Regions from separate parts of the Homo sapiens genome. Here region 2 is linked to region 1. A link is a contact called in ENCODE Hi-C or POLR2A ChIA-PET data. All regions are on one chromosome and are shown on one strand. The core of a region is the stretch at or near the end of the contact, and the rest is flanking DNA. Distances in the headings are between cores, read along the strand shown. Region 1 holds the start of CERNA1 (competing endogenous lncRNA 1 for miR-4707-5p and miR-4767). Region 2 has its middle 51 kb from the start of ATOSA.

The links. A loop is a pair of places that touch in the nucleus more often than their neighbours do. ChIA-PET counts read pairs that join two places held with the same protein, here RNA polymerase II (POLR2A). Pooled maps may share reads with other maps.
Region 2: a map of B cell shows a loop between it and region 1 (12-fold over the local background). The contact joins the enhancer-like site here to the promoter of CERNA1 in region 1. A Hi-C loop is called at or near these places in 8 of 168 maps with a recorded cell type or tissue (B cell, CD4-positive, alpha-beta memory T cell, GM12878 and 5 more), 2 of 37 single-sample maps with no recorded cell type and 16 of 50 pooled maps. POLR2A ChIA-PET finds 5 or more read pairs at or near these places in 6 of 52 experiments (AG04449, CD4-positive, alpha-beta memory T cell, GM12878 and 3 more).

Annotation. Positions count from the first base shown.
Region 1 is chr15:52,177,871-52,182,002 of GRCh38, reverse strand. CERNA1 (competing endogenous lncRNA 1 for miR-4707-5p and miR-4767) reads right to left here and starts at 1,977. Exons shown (of 3, transcript NR_102751.1): 1 at 1,602-1,977; 2 at 801-953. It overlaps GNB5 (G protein subunit beta 5), which reads left to right. Exons shown (of 13, transcript NM_016194.4): 3 at 2,124-2,235. RefSeq lists enhancers at 1,447-1,536, 1,360-1,861 and a silencer at 1,907-2,566.
Region 2 is chr15:52,728,462-52,732,593 of GRCh38, reverse strand. No RefSeq gene overlaps it. Among named protein-coding and RNA genes, the nearest start is that of ATOSA, 51 kb to the right of the region's middle. Within about 2 kb of position 2,258, at least 5 of the 41 ENCODE cell types and tissues checked have a DNase peak (open chromatin) inside an H3K27ac peak, as active enhancers do; they include endothelial cell of umbilical vein, where a contact is called at or near this core.

The DNA.
Region 1 (4,132 bases), core at 728-3,227:
TTACAAACTCTCAAACAGGTGTAATATTTTTGCTTTTATATATTCTTATCTTATACTTAATAATTGTATTTATATATTTATTCATTTATAAACATGTTTGTTATATGTTTATATTTTTAACATAGTTTATACAGATTTATATATTTTATATATTTTTTATACATCCATTTAATAAACTAGCATTAACTGAGCACCTACCATATGCAAGTACTATGCTAAATATCTAAATACTAAGGAACAGCGACAAGTAAACCTATTATTATACGGATGGGAACGGAAAAGAGAACTAGCAGTGAATAAGCATCTGCTATGTACGGAGAAGTCTGCTAAAGTCTTCACCCACACTATCTTACCTTTTTTTGTTTTGTTTTTGTTTTTGTTTTTGTTTTTTTTGAGTCTTGCTCTGTTGCCCAGGCTGGAGTGCAGTGGCACGATCTCGGCTCACTGCAACCTCTGATTCCAGGGTTCAAGCGATTCTCGTGCCTCAGCCTCCTGAGTAGCTGAGGTTACAGGCACGTACCACCACGCCCGACTAATTTTTGTATTTTTAGTAGAGAGAGGGTTTCATCATGTTGGCCAGGCTGGTTTCGAACTCCTGACCTCAGGTGATACACCCACCTTGGCCTCCCGAAGTGTTGGGATTACAGGTGTGAACCACCGCACCCGGCCCACACCATCTTACTTAATTCTCATAACAATCCTATGAAGCAGATCCTATGAAGAAGCTTTTCCAGATAAGGAAACGGAGGATCCCAGACTCTAACCTGCAAAACAACTATGTACAGATTAACATCGAGTACCTTCAACTTTTCTCAGATAGAGAAGGCCCGGGACAGCAAGTGGAGGCTGGCTTCTCTGGGAGGGAGCAGGTACAGAGAGGTGGGGACAGCACCCAAGATTCTGCTTGGCGATGTTCTCGCAGCATCTGTAACTTTGATCTGCCTTCTCATTCTCTGCACAAACGCATGCAAGATCACATAGGAGGGAAAAAGGAGAAGGCTTGAGTTGGATCATCCACACCAAAGTCCAGAGCACTAGGGAGCCAGCCTGTCTGGGTCCAAATCCTGTCTCTCCCTCTTTCTTGGAGCATGCCCCCTGAGCAATTACTCAGTCTTTCTGTGCCCCAGTTTCCTCTTCTGTAAAGTGGGAATAAGTGTGCCCATTCAAGTTGACTCCTGTGAGGATTAAACAAGTGCAAATTAAAGCACTTAGAACAGTGCCTCTCACACTTCAGGCGCTTGCGGAGAGGGGATGCTTCAGTCTGACAGAAGTCGCTAAACGTGCATCCTGGCAGAACTGTGCCAGCCCTTCATTCTAAAGGGCAGGAGGTGGCCTCAGAAGTGAGAGGTCCGAGATGCCTGGGCGTGGGCTCAGAAGCCCCAGGTCTGAGCCTGCGCGCCCACTTGACCCACCGCCATCTCCTTTTGCCGCCCCCAGGCCAGGGACCTGATTCCTGCGTGAAGAAAAGAGAAAATAAGGGTGGGCCTCCTAATGCCGCAGAGACTCCGTCTGAGAACCCAGCAACTAGTTTTATTTTTGTATATTTAGATCAACAAACGAAGAGGGTTTCCGGTTCCTTGTTGGGGGAGCACCGTAGCTACCTGCGGCCAAGCCTCGTAGCCGTCTCCTCTCCCGTCCTCTCTCTGCCTGCAGGAGCCACGGGCCCGCAGCCCGCAATCAAGTCCCACAGAGCGGAGATCTGCACGAGAGGCTTGGGGATGGGAGGGCCATGTCGCGGGGGCCTCACCGGTCTCCCCAGAAGCGGGGAGTCCCGAGTTGGAATCCCGGCTTGGCCCTTCCCTCTGTGTGCGTCCTCGGGCAAATCACCCAGCATCCCTAAGCCACAGTTTGCCCGCTGGTAAAATGGGCGTCACACTCCCTGCCTCTCCCGGAGGAGAGAGGCTGACGCGGACATCGCACCAGGCACTGCGCCAGAGCGCGCGCCCAGGTGCGGGGTCTTGGGGCTCAGGCGCAGCAGCCGGGCCCGCAGCTGCTGGCGTCATCGCGGAGGGCGGGGCCGCGGGGCGGTGCTCGGGGCCGGGGACGGCTGCTGGAGCGGCGCCCGCCGCGGCTCAGCGCATTCCCGCTCTCCGCTTCCCTCTCCGCTGCGTCCCCGCGCGAAGATGGCAACCGAGGGGCTGCACGAGAACGAGACGCTGGCGTCGCTGAAGAGCGAGGCCGAGAGCCTCAAGGGCAAGCTGGAGGAGGAGCGAGCCAAGCTGCACGATGTGGAGCGTGAGTGCGGGCCGGGAGGCGGGCGGGGCAAGCCGGACCGGCTCGCCACTTCCCGGGCGGGGACGGCGGGGGCGGTGGGGGCGGTCGTGGCTGCGACGGGAGCCAGGCCCGCGCCACCGCCCGGGAGCAGGGCCCTGGGGCCCGGGCGCGCAGGTGAGGCGCGGGTAGCGGTCCCGATCCCCGGGACGCGCGGCGGTGGGGCCCTCGGAGGGTCCGGGCACCTGGCCGACCCCCGCCGCCAGCTAGCGGAGGACCGCGGGACTAGCTATCCTCATCACCTGCCTGGAAGCTGCGAACGGATCGCGTTCTTGCCCCTCCCATGCGGAGGGCAGGGGGTGGGGTGTCGGTGGTGACGAGCGAGCGCGGCGAGCCCGTGTAGGCGCGGCCTAGGAGAGACTCCTGTTTTGTTTTTTAATGCCCGTCTGGCTTTCTCCATCACTGTTGTATCTTTTCTCAGTTTTGCTTTTATGAGACTGCAATTTCAAAGCTCATTTTTCCAACCTCTCCCCTATCCTTGGGGCGGGGAGCTGGATGACGGAGAGAGAAGGGAAACGGAGGAGCTCACTAAATTCAACCGTTCAGTTCGTTTAAGGCTGTTTAAAAAGCTTTTGGATCGATGTGGTGGATTGGCATAAAAAAGCCATAGCGATCTTAAACTTGCATTCTTCACCACCACCACCGTAATTCAGAACTGGCTCTGTGATTTTTATGAGTGAGCGATTAAATAGCCAGGTTCAGCGGCTCTTGGCCAAAACAGCGTTCCTTTACTTTGTCAGAGGGCTCCTCCTCAGCAGAGCTTGGGCTGGGGGCCAGGCTTGGGGAAGTGGTTGTATCTGCTCACTTTTGAGCTCTGAGGGTGGCATCTCCCCTTTGCTGAGCACCTCCCACGGTGCCCTCCTGCACACCTTGACGTTGTTCTCCTGCCATTCCTAATCGATGCCACCCTTTACATTCTATGTGGAATGGAAAAATGGGGTTCGTGCTAGGGCCTTTACCTTTTGATCTCTGAAGATCACTTAAGAGAAGTGGATGACCTGGATCTAGCGTGTGCTGTGCTTTCCTAGGGGTCTTCTTTAAATAGGAGGCACTCTAAGCTTAGAAATCCTGTCCAGCAATCACTAACTGTAAACCCCAAATAATGTAGTTATGCAAATTGAGAGTTACTTTTCTTACATAACAAGAGCAAAGGTGGATGATCACCTGCTGTTGTTCAGCTGCACCATGCACCCCCCACCAAGGGACCCAGGCTCCTTCTGCCTTTCTTCTCCACACCTTAGAGCAGTGGCATTTGCCCCATGATTATAATATGATTGCCACAGCTCCAAACATCACTTCTGTATCCAAGGCAGGAAGAAGGGGGAATATGGACACCAATCTCTCTTTGCTCCCTATCAAGAAAGCAAAGCAAAAGTTTTCCCAGAAATCCTTCTCCCAGTTTGAGACCAGCCTGGCCAACATGGTGAAAAGTATTCATAGGTCATCTAATTTCTCCATTTGACAGATGAGGAAACTGAGGCACAAAGAATTAAAGGACTTACCGAAGGTCCCCTGCTAAGTGTTGGGACCCGGATTCCCCCCAGGCAATCAGAGTGCCAGCTCAGGCTCACTTCAGATTATTTTCGCCAAACCCGTTTTGAGCTTCATGCAGAGGGCGTTCTCCAGAAACTCACTTATTCAATAGTGCAGGCTGCATGCCTGGATATTTTCAGGTTTTCTGTGAATTTGTAAGTTGCCTTAAGACAGAGAGCAGAGATGCAGCTTTTCAAAGGGAACCTCAGGGGGCAAATGTAGTCAATCCAAAAGAAGAAACTTTTTTTTGTCCTGCCAAGAGTGTGGTGCCCTCAAAAGCTAGGGCCAGATTTTAGACCCACAGTGGAAGGGTCTATCCCTACCTGCA
Region 2 (4,132 bases), core at 1,009-3,508, 550 kb before region 1:
AAATGGAGAAAGTGTCACACGGAAAAGCTGAGTGACATAAATGATCATTATACAAGTTATATAAAGTATCAAACATGTATGAAACTGGTACTTCTCAGTTAGACCACATTTATCTTAATCTCATGAAACACAAAACCTACTTATTTATTCATTATATGAATGGAGTCTACTTAACTCTAACCTTAGAATCAAGTAAGTCACAAACATGAAATGTTTTGTATAGAAATCAGAATGTTACAGGCTTCTACAGGAAACTCCCTTGTGTTCTCTTGGGAAATGGATTTGTCTGTTTTTATTTTTGACTTACAACGCTATCCTGATCTCACTCCTCATTCTGGGCAAGGCCCAACCCCTTCTACTTTCACAACTGCTCTGCCTGGTCTCTACCTGCACCCTAAACCCATAAGGGACAAAAGCAAGAGTAGCAGCAACAAATTCAGGTAGAAGAAGCCTGGATATGTGAAGGTCTACCTTGCTCTCAAAGTTTATAAGCACTTCTCTTGGCAAAACTTAACTTACTCCTAAAATATTTTGCCAGGTTTTATTGAATAAATACTGTTTTATGAGCTTATCTCTTACTAAAGCAAGCCACCTTAAGGTGGCCTTGGCATTTTTTGTTTGTTTGTTGAAGGAAATATTGAGCCTCTCAATCATCCTTAAGCCAGGCCAGCTTCTACCCTCTGTTGTGGTGACCATGGAACACAGGGCAGCTGCTGGGAAGGATGAAATCCCTCTCCAAGTGCTAAGTTACCCTTGGAGCAAAAGCAAGGAGGCAAAAAGAGGGAGGGCTATAAAGGGGTATATATTATACATATGCCTGAATATGTACAGAATATTTCGGGAAGCCCAGATAAGGCTGCTAAGTGTGATTGCTGGGGGATGGGGGTTGGCGAGATGGGGAATAACTGGGGTACTGAGGATACTGGGGAAGAAGAAGACCAATTTTAATGTATACTCTTTTTTTTTTTTTTTCTTTAGAGACAGGGTCTCACTCCACGGTACAGGCTGGAGTACAGTGGTGGAGTCATAGCTCACTTCAGCCTCCTGAGTCGCTGGGACCATAGGCACATGCCACCATGCTGAGCTAATTTTTTTTTTTTTGTAGAGTCAGGGGCCTTGTTTTTTGCCCTGGTCTTGAACTCCTAGCTTCAAGTGATCCTCCTGCCTCAGCCTCCCCAACTGCTGGGATTACAGGCATGAGTCACTGTGCCCAGCTATATACCCTTTTGTACTATTTGAATTTTGTTTTACCGTGTGCACATATGACTTTTTCAATAAGCACAGGTTGTTTTGTTTAATGCATTGATGTATAATGTTACCATTCTTGGGAGGATTACATTTGAACATGACTTCAGCTAAAGGAATCTGTCACTGATAGAATTTCAGGTGGCTGGCCAAGTAGGGTGGCTCACATCTGTAATCCCAGGACTTTGGAAGGACTAGGCGGGAAGATCACTTGAAAGCAGGAGTTCGAGACCACCCTGGGCAATATAGCAAGAGTCTGTCTTTTTTTTTTTTTTTTAAAGGAAAAAAGGAAAAGAATTTCAGGTGGCTGACTCTCTAGCTATTAAGGTAGAGGAGGTAGTTTTTGCTAGAAGAAAGCCCTTCCCAACTCTTCTGAAGTTATGATGACAGCTCAAGACGGAGCCGACCATGTTTCTGGGAGAAATTCTATGGTGGGCTATACTTGTATTTAGGCAGGTCTCCAGCAAGAGAATGTCCTAGTCAAGAAAGTGCGGCTATGGCCTTCACTGTCCCTCGACAAGGTGAAACCTGCTCTCTCCCCCAGCCAGAGGAGAGAGAGGTATTTTTAACCTTGGTGTTGGCTAACGCAGGGTTTCAGGTATTCTCCGGGGTGTACTATGAGACAAGAAAGCCACGATATAACACTTAGACTCATTTGCCCTATCTCAATGTGCTGGTTTTATGCACCTTGGAGAATTGGACCATAAAAGCTGTAATAAGTGAAAACTATTTATTATGCTTCTCCAGTAACCCTTTGGCTATTGTCTTTCTTTTGCTTCTGAAGCAGAAGTGCAGTGCAGCAGTGGGTCGCTAACCTTACCCTCACATCCTTTGGCAAGGGGATAGAAAAATTACCTCCATAGCATTTGCCTTAAGTAGACCAGGAAGAGAAACCAGATTTGGGTCTATTACAAAAGAACTAGAATTACAGGAAGGTTATTTAGGTTCTCTTCAGAAGGTGGCATGCGTTAGTCATTAGATCTAATGGCACGTGCGTGAGACAAACCAAGTCAACAGGAAATGGATCATGCCATCTGTGAGAAGAGGACAAAAGTTGAAGCATGTGTGCTATGCAGAGTCTTTGCAGATTTGGGGAGGGTGGATTTTTCTCTCACCAAAAGAAGGAGTGGAGAGATGTTGATTTCCAGAATTGATTAACAGAAGAGGATGCAGACACTTCACTTAAATAAATATATCCCCACAAGCTACCAGCTGAGCAACTGCTGGGCTAGAAAGTAACTTGAGTTTAGACCCATTTGGAGATAACTGTCCCTTCCATAAAGAGAAAAGAAGGCTAAATTTAAGCAGGTGGTGAGTTTGGTTAAAAAAGAAAGGCAACAGCTTCGGAAACCACCAGCATTCTGATTACAAGGCTATGTGATCCTTTCAGAAACTGGAGCCTATTCAAGAATCTAAATCAAATTCAGTTTAGGTTTTTGGGGTTCAAACTGGTCTAAGAACAATCCTGACCTCCTAGCAGTCTCTCAGTCAATGAAGAATGGGCTTCTCTTGTATCATGGATATAGAATACACCTAGTTGCAAGGCAGGGACAGGGTAATATACAGTTTATAGCTGTCCAGACTCCAAATGCTTGTTGGAACCCCTCAAGAAGCCCTTTGGGGCTGGAAGGGAGGAGGGCTACTTCCAGATTTCTGAGTCACCTCAAAAAAGGTAGCCTTGGAAGCCAACTCCTCTCTGCTGCGGTCTCTGCATTTTACATCTCCATTCTCCTCTTTCTACCCCTTCAGCTTCCTAACTATTCATCGTCCCTCTTCTTCCTGACTGGGATTCATGTATTAGCTTTTTAAAAATGAAACCCCAAGAATCACTTGAACCCGGGAGGCAGAGGTTGCAGTGAGCTGAGATCACGCCACTGCACTCCAGCCTGGCAACAGAGTGAGACTCCACCTCAAAAAAAAAAAAAAGAGAGAAGAGAGAGAGAAAAGAAAGAAATCCTAATATAATAAAATTATTATGACCATGTGGCTATATGACCATTAAATATTTGTTTTGCACTTCATTCCTTTTTATTTCTTCAGCAAAATGAAATGACCCAATTAATTGCAGAACCCTGAAATCTCACTAATTTTTAAAATCAGAATTCATTTACAGACTCTGATCCCTTATTGTAAGTGACTTTATGTAGTTACGGTCTAAAACCTATTACCAAACAGACTTAACTAAACAATCTTGGTTCTTCTGGCCTGCTTTTTAATTGGAAGAGGAATCTGGAAACCATTACAAAATAGACTGCAAATGAGTCACAACAGGTGACTGTATTTTCCTTTCCGGTTTGAGGCAGTGCAAGATAAATTTAGTTTCTATTATTTTTTTTGTTTCTCAGGAAGATCAGAACTTGCTAAATAAATTAGGATTACTGATCTGATCCCTTCAATTTTCATTTCCTTTCAGGGGTGTTTCTGATCAATAATGAAAGGTCTTTTCATTACTCCAGGGCTCCCTGGAATCAGGCCTGAGATGTGATCTTTTTGTTGTTAAAACATGTTTGGACCACTTAATATCCACAGTCAACTCTATGGTTCATGCAGTCTTTTTAATGTAATACTGACAGCGAACAGGTTTCTGGCTCTTGGTTTTTTATTTTATATTCCCTCATTCCAGAAACATGAAATCGGCACACATTGTGTCTAGGATTGTCCTATGAGCTGCATGAGGGAAGAGGTGTACGGTCTGACCTCTGTTTTCAAGGAAATAGTTGGTAACTCTTTTTTTTTTTTTTTTTTTTTTTTGAGACAGAATCTTGCTCTGTCGCCCAGGCTAGAGCGCAATGGTGTGATCTCAATTCACTGCAACCTCCACCTCCCGGGTTCAAGCGATTCTCCCGCCTCAGCTTCCCCAGTAGCTGGGATTACAGGCACCCATCAC